2 separate regions of the Mus musculus genome follow, and region 1 is linked to region 2. Evidence: chromatin loops called from intact Hi-C (ENCODE). Cell type or tissue: gastrocnemius. All regions are shown on one strand.

Region 1 (4,000 bases), 150 kb after region 2:
AGATGCTTCCAGATGTTTTTAGGAACTGAGGATTGAGTTGCCTTGGCTCCTTGTTTGGAGCCTGGGCGAGCCAGTCTGTGCAGGGCAGGCTTCCTGGTGCTTTTCAGGATGAGGGCAGATGGGTAGGTTGGCTCACCTGCTTTGTGGGACCACAGCTGGGCAGGTTCTCGAATGGAGGTTTTCATCAGAAACCTGGGTGGTGTCGGGCACTGTATGAGCTGGGCAGGCTGTAGGGTAATTCGGTGGTATGGGTTTCCTAAGCTGAGCCATGTTTGTGTGGGCTTCTTCTGGAGCAAAGAGGCCATCACCCATAGCATCAGTTGGCATTGTCAGAGTCTCCTACTGGCCCATTATCCACTTTGTGAAGCCTCTTTGGAGTCAAAGCTGGTCTTGGCTGGAGAGAGGGGATGCTAGGTGCTGTGTGCTTGATCCTTCTTAACAAGGCGGTCCCAGGTCTCCATTGTGCATCTCTGTTGTATCCTTAGTATTCATGCTCTCCCTCCATAGCGATTGTAGGTTTGGGCTTTGATTTGGTTTTTTGCTGTTTGTTTGGGGGCATAGGCATGCTGTTGTTGGGTCTGAAAGAGAAAAACTGAGCTTTTCAAAGCACCTGAGTTAGCTATTGCTCTGAAATTTGAAATAGTTTGATTGTCCTCGTGATCCTCAGAGTGTTTTGGATTTGAAGTGTTTCAGATTGGGATACACAGGCAGGTATCCCCAGAGCATGGGTCCCCAAAGGAGCGTCCTGCCTGTGTTTGCTACGTGATCAGACAGGATTTGAAAATTAGAGATGGTTTAGCTTAAGAAGAAAACTTACGAGCCCATGCAAGGTCTGAGGAAGTAAAAACAGGACGTAAAAACCATTTGTAGCTTTTCTTCCCTCAGGCTTGCTTGACCGTGTAAGTTGGTTTTCTTCTGTCAACTGTTTCATAGAAAGGTTTGGTAAACAACACTCCTGAGAAATCAGGATTAACACAGCGCTGTGTGTGCCCTCGGTTTTCAGAGGTGCCGTGGTTATCAGCAGCCTCCTTATGTGATGAGAGACGTTTTGCTGACCCCCCAGTCCACCGTGTATGGTTCATACACAAGTTAATGCCTATGGGTTTGTGGTTTGTTTCTAATGGCGCTGGCGATTGAAACCAGAACTTGCTGTGTGCTGAGCAAGTGCTCTGCCTCTGGTCCCCAGCTATTTGCACTTTTTATTTTGAGACAAGGTCTCGCCAAGTTTCAGGGCTCTATGTGACTTCAGGATCCTCTTGTCTCAGGCTCTGAAGGATCTGGGCTCACAGCCTTTGCAGACAGACCCTGCAAGGTTGAAGTTCAGAAGCAGAAAGTTTGCAGGATAAGAAATGATCAAAGTAGCTGGGCAGTGGTGGCGCATGCCTTTAATCTCAGCACTCAGGAGGCAGAGACAGGCAGATTTCTGAGTTCAAGGCCAGCCTGGTCTACACACTGAGTTCCGGGACAGCCAGGGCTACACAGAGAAACCCTGTCTCAAAAGAAGAAGAAGGAGGAGGAGGAAGAGGAGGAGGAGGAGGAGGAGGAGGAGGAGGAGGAGGAGGAGGAGGAGGAGGAGGAGGAGGAGAAGCAGCAGCAAAGGAAAGGAAAGGAAAGGAAAGGAAAGGAAAGGAAAGGAAAGGAAAGGAAAGGAAAGGAAAGGAAAGGAAAGGAAAGGAAAGGAAAGGAAAGGAAAGGAAAGAGAGAAAAGGAAAGGAAAGGAAAAGTGAGGGGGAGAGAGAGAGAGAGAAAGAAAAAGTGAGGAAGAGAGAGAGAGAGAGAGAGAGAGAGAGAGAGAGAGAGAGAGAGAGAGAGAGAGGGAGAGAGAGAGAGAGAGAGAGAGAGAGAGAAACAAAATGAGTGAGCCTTGGCCTGGCGGGACAGCAGAGCCCCTGTCTGTCTATAGATCCGTTGGTGAGTTCTTCCTTCTAGCATGTACACTTACTGGATGATCCTTGCAATCTCCTTCCATATTTAAATTCCTGAAATGACAACCTTTGAATCACACCAGGCATCATTTCTTGTGTTTTGTTCCTCAAAGATATGAGCCCCAAGAAGAAACTGTCAAGTTGTGTTTTAGGTAAAACTTAATGCTTTAGGGGAAACAAACAGGTTTGTTTATTTGTTTGTTTGTTTGTTTTCTAATTTCCATAACAGAATGTGACATTTTTTCAACCTTTATTTCTGTATCACTCAAGCCGTAAGTTCTTTAAGTGAGGGCCAAGCCCCACATCGTATGTAGGTGGGCAAATAGAAGGCCCCTCACACAGGATGTCAGTGGGCAGGGGGGTCTTGCTGCTTGAGGGATTGTGCTTAGAGCACCCTCGTATGGACAGCTTGGGAAATACAGCACAGCACGGGTGGGATCTCCCACAAGCTTGAAAGTTATATACTTAACCCCCCTTCCCTGTCCCCTCCCCTCGCGCCCCCCCCATACAAGTGTGTATACTAATTGGGATCAAGCTGGCAGGCTGTATATGCTACTATTTTTCATCTTGTCCCTGAAGTTGCTTGGGAAACGTTTAGAAGTATGCCATTCGTTAATTAAGCAGCATAGTGTCTGGTTTCTTTACTTTATATTTTTGTTATTCTTGTTACTTAACAAAACCATCTTTTTTCCGTTTTTCAAGTTAGCAACGACTTTATGGGTTTCCCTATGGGACTCATTTATTCATCAGACGCCTAAGCTTCTGCTTTGTCCTCTTAGCAATGTTAATCTTTTTAAGACAACCTAAAACAGAACAAAGTTGCTGGAGACGTGTCATATGTTGTAAATCTACGAGAGACTTATAGCTGACACACTAGACAGTGGAGGTTTCCCTTTCTCATGGTCATTTTGGTGTGAAAACCTAATTATTGAGTGAAAATCTGAAACCTCTTTGCTAGAGAAATTCAATAAACTAAAAGTATTGAGCACAGTTGAGGTGGAGTTGAGTTAAAAAAAAATTAGTGTTGAGTTCTGAATCTCCAGAGTTATCACTAGGCCCTGAGAATCCTGATGGAGCTACGTTTGTTTATACAGAACATGGAGGCCAGGGATTGGCTCAGTAGTAGAGTGTTTGCCGAGCTTGTATGAGGCCCTGGGTTTGACACCCTGCTAAGGAGGCTGTAGGGAGAACTTACCACATCATATTTTGAGATTTCCTGTTGAAATTTTAGTTAAAAATCTCTTTATCCCCATGTTAATACTTTTGCTGAGAAATTATGTAAATGAAATGAGATGGTTGGTTTTTCTCCAGTTGGTTGTAATTATTTCTAAATATTTTAACATCATAACGGAGCTGTAGATTTCTGCTCACGATATTCTTCATGTGAGTGGGCTTGGTGGTAATGTAAAGTAATTCTGCTTAAGGAGGGTGAGAGTAATTCATTATACTTTAACAAGCAATGAGTAACGTTTACTTATCAGCAGTGTGGTTCTTTTTCCCTCCATTTAGATATGAAGTAAATTTTCAAGATGGTATTGATTGTGGAGGTGCATACATTAAACTGCTAGCAGACACTGGTGATTTGATTCTGGTATGACATTTTAATATCTAAGAACACCTTGTTAAAGTCAGTAAGTATATTAAGGACTGGTTGACAACAACTGAAAATTTATTTTCAATGTCTTTTTTTGTTTGTTTCAACATGAGTTTACATGGCCTTTACAGTTCACTGTCAAGATTCATATGCAGTTGCATTGAGCGATGAAGACATCGATTCTGTGCCCTTTAGTGGCATAAATAACTGTGCTCTACCTGTGGGTAGAAGTGGCAGGTGCTTAGAGATGCTTATGAAGCAGCGACCTGGTGTTCCTCATGAGTTTGTTTGGAGAAGTCAAATGACAGCACAGAGCCCACATTAAAAGCTGCCTCTTCTGGGTTGCCAACACCCAGAAAAGACCAAAGTAGCTTTGGAGCTCTGATAGTTTGGGGACATTCCTTACAGCATTCCACAGCGGGAGCTCCGCCAGGGGTCTGACTAGAACAGAAGTAAGGGTCCGGGTTCTGGTTGAGATGGC
Region 2 (4,000 bases):
TTTTCATCAATTGTTCCCTGCCTTTTGTGAGACAGGTTCTTCTTTACTAAACACAGAGCCGCACAATTTGGCTGCCATTCCAGAAAGCCCCATAAATCCCAGTCTCCCATCTTCCCAGTAATGGTATTATTGGTTTTTGGGTGGCAGGGATTTGGTATGGCTTCTGGGGATTAGAACTCGGGTCCCCAACCCTGACTGGCAAGCCCTTTGCTGGTGGTCACTGTAGAGCAGTCTCTCCCTGAGCTGCTGTTCAGATCAGAAGATGTCCCCACCCTGGGAACTTTTCTCTCCTAACTGACTTAACTGACTTAGCTAGAAGGAAACGATAACTTGGCAGACTTAGTGGGAGTGAATCTTCTCGTCATTAGGGAGTGGCAATTCCTACCAACTCCTGAATTGGGCTGTTTAGGAGAAATAAATATTAAGATTTGGTTTCTTGTCTGAGTTAGGAAGACATCAGGCAGTGCTAGGTGTTAGAGTTTGGAGAGATAGCCAGCTCACACAATGCCCGTGTGGATAAAGGAGCATGGAGATCGGCAAGTGTTCCTCCCTACCTCCTCCTCTCTGAGCCTTAGAGCTCCCCATGCCCGTAAGTGATTAACCACAAGCCTCAGATCCAAGCTTTCTTCTTGAGGGGCTTTCACTCGAAGAAGACACGTGTGACTTTGAAATTTAGTTCTGTCACTGGGTATAGGACAATCTCTACATTATTGATTTACAGTCCCTAAATGGCTTTCTCATCACTGTCACAGAGTCGTTCGTCCTGTACCGCAGGTGTTTCCACCAGTCTGTGCATGTGACCCTGCGTGCTTGAGCACATTTTTTTCAGAAACACCAAAATTCCTCCTTTCTAGAAATTTGGAACTATCCGGGCCGATTTGATTGAGCAGATGCGATTCAAGCAGAGGCTGAAAGTGATCCAGACCCTGGAGGACACCACCAAACGCAATGTGGTAAGCCCCGTGAAGGGCAGCGGGGAGGGATGGGCGGTGGGACGGGGGCGGGGCAGGGGCGGGGAATACCTCACTTTGCCCCTCCCAGCTCACCCTCCTGCTGCCGCCCCCCCCACCCCCCCAACCCCCGCTCCAGCTTGGCAGAATTTGAGAAAGAACCTAGAGGCTTTCTTGGTGTGCCATGTTTTGAGTCTGCGCGCTCCCTTACAGGTACGGACCATTGTGACGGAGACGTCCTTCACCATCGATGAGCTGGAAGAACTGTACGCTCTTTTCAAGGTGAGTTTCAAAGTAAATTCAGAGGGATGAAAAGAACTTAATATGATGAAAAGAAGCCGTAATCGCTCAGTGAGTCCTTGATCTTTCTGTTCGGTGATTTGGGGCTTCCCTGGGTCGCCAATATACATGAGAAGGAAGACAGAGCCGGGAGAACAAAGCTGTCCTGCTAAGTAGGAAGAGTAAATTGGCTCTCAGCATTAATTTAAGTGGACATTTTAGCTCTCTTCCTCACCATCTGGTACAGTTAGTTTTCTTGGACCTTAGGACATGGGATCTTGAGTTCTAAAACTCCATAGACCAGTGGTGATCAAAGTTCAAATTCTGCCTGAAATTTCTATACCTACTAAGCTCCTAATCACCCTTTAAAAAATGTATAGCTAGAAGCAGCAGCATGGTATGTAGGAGACGTGGTTAGAGTTCACTGTTTCCCAAGTCCCCTGGCGGTGGTGGCCAGTTCTGTTAGTGCTGTGGTGATGCAGAACATCACGGAAAAGGAGGAGAAAATCTTCACAGCATGGCAGCCAAGGAACAGAAAAACACTAAGAGAGGTCCAAGACAAGAGAGAGTCCTCTAGAATATGACCCACTTCCTCCAACCAGGCTCCACATCCAGAAGTTTCCGTCATGCCCCGATAAAGCCAGCAAATGATTAATCCACTCATGAAGGAAGACCAGGCAATTGTGACTCAGTCACATCTCAGTGATGGGATCCATCCTTCAGGGACCAAGTTAACAGCATATAGCATTGTTGTGGGGATGGCTCATAGCCAAACCCTAACAAAAACTGTCTACACGCCTAGCGAAGGGCATCATGAGCTTAAATTCCTGTGGTTTCCATTTGTTCGTTGAGCCACTATTGGTATTGATCCTTAATAAGGATCAATAAGGATCCTTAATAAGAAAAATATAACCTAATAAGTTTTAAATGTGATTCTTCTACAGAAGTTTTTTGTCTTCTCTGGTCAATGTCACGGGTTGGAGTGTGGCAGTTAACACAGTACTTGGGAGTTGGAGGCAGGAACATCAGTTCAAGGGTGATGCCAGCCTGGATTGAGTGACACCATGACTCAGAAACAAAAGCCACCAGCAGATCTCAGTGTGGTTCTTTTGAGCAGGTGAAAAGATGATCTAGGAACAAACATAGAAGAAAGCATGGACATCCTGTAGACAGCTCTTACAGGAACTGAGCATAGACCTGAAGGGTCTCCCTAATGCGCCCTCCTACATCTTCACCACTAGAGGGCGCCAGTGTCATTTTTCCTCTCTCCCCTGGTAGGGAGGCCAGATGTGTATTGACTCGATACACAAGTCAAGCTCCTGCACTCTTCTGATGAAACACTGATTTCTATCCACCGCATCAGGAAACCACTGCTGAGCCTAGCTCTTCGTTCTCACCATGGTATCTTCTAGACTTACAGTTTCACAAGCTAGGTGCTCCTGTGTATAGTAGGAGGCCCACACACAGGCAGATTGGACACTGTGCCTAGGGTAACAGCAGTGGTCTGGGGCTGTATGAGTGACAGTAACCACTTTGCAACATTTTTCAGGCTGAGCATCTGACCAGCTGCTACTGGGGTGGGAGCAGCAATGCCCTGGACCGACACGACCCCAGCCTGCCTTACCTGGAGCAGTACCGCATCGACTTTGAGCAGTTCAAGGGCATGTTCGTGCTGCTCTTTCCCTGGGCGTGTGGCACACACTCCGATGTGCTGGCCTCCCGCCTGTTCCAGCTGTTAGATGAGAATGGAGACTCCTTGATTAACTTCCGAGAGTTCGTCTCTGGGCTGAGTAAGGATGCGATATTCTTGTATGAGCTGGGTGGGGACAATGGGGGTGTCACCTGGGGTTCCCCTCGATAGCACTCAGGGTCCCCACACTGAGTCTAGAGGAAGGAAGAATGCATACAAGGTTTGCATGCTAGTTGTAAGATTGTGTCTGGTTAATAGCTGTATTAATGGGTAATCTACAGCCCACTTGACACATGAGACAGATGGGGTTTTTTTTTGTGGGTTGTTTAGTTAGTTAGTTTGTTTGTTTGTTTGTTTTGAGATAGGGTTTCTCTGTGTAGCCCTGGCTGTCCTGGAACTCACTTTGTAGACCAGGCTGGCCTCGAACTCAGAAATCCACCTGCCTCTGTCTCCCGAGTGCTGGGATTAAAGGCGTGCGCCACCACGCCCGACCATGAGACAGATGTTGATATGAGTTCAGAACATGTTATCAGGGCGCTTGTAAGAAGATTCATCTGGTGAAGGTGCCTGCTTCCAAGTCTGATCTGAGTTCCCGTACCTTCCTGGTGGAGAGGGAGGGCCAACTCTCACAGAGTGTTCTCTGACCTCCTTCACACAGGACTGTGGCAAATACACACACACACACACACACACACACACACACACACACACACACACACACACACACATGCACACACACACCATAGACATAAATAACTAATATGTAGGCTTTTTAAAAAAAATACATGAATAGAGAATGCATATGGCAGTAAAATGCTAACATATCCTGTCAACCCTGACAGGTTTCCCAGGGAAAAAGGAATAGCTAGATGGTGGATTGGATTGTTTTACAAAACAATATAAAAATTAAGAGATACCCTATATAGAATAATCACATATAGGTAAGCCTTTGTAATATATGGTTTCATAATATTTCTAAGTAACATCAAATCTATTTTAATTAAAGACTGGAAAACCATAGCATAAATGGAAGTCTTTGCTGTCTGTTTCCTGGCTAAAGGACTGTCTATAAGTGGGATAT

Evidence for each region. Hi-C counts contacts between places; a loop is a spot of excess contacts. Peaks named below come from ENCODE experiments on the same cell type or tissue, not always from the same donor. Only the 100,000 strongest peaks of a DNase experiment are listed, where the experiment ranks them.
Region 1: a loop joins it to region 2, with 10 times the contacts of the local background. A loop is called at or near these places in 8 of 42 quality-filtered maps.

Annotation. Positions count from the first base shown.
Region 1 is chr8:83,404,720-83,408,719 of GRCm38, forward strand. Clgn (calmegin) reads left to right here. Exons shown (of 15, transcript NM_009904.4): 6 at 3,435-3,516. Among named protein-coding and RNA genes, the nearest start is that of Clgn, 17 kb to the left of the region's middle. In gastrocnemius, a CTCF peak has its summit at 2,309; no DNase peak of the experiment used is centred here.
Region 2 is chr8:83,258,141-83,262,140 of GRCm38, forward strand. Tbc1d9 (TBC1 domain family, member 9) reads left to right here. Exons shown (of 21, transcript NM_001111304.1): 14 at 855-953; 15 at 1,164-1,232; 16 at 2,779-3,019. Among named protein-coding and RNA genes, the nearest start is that of Ucp1, 30 kb to the right of the region's middle. In gastrocnemius, no CTCF peak of the experiment used is centred here; a DNase peak (open chromatin) is centred at 2,495.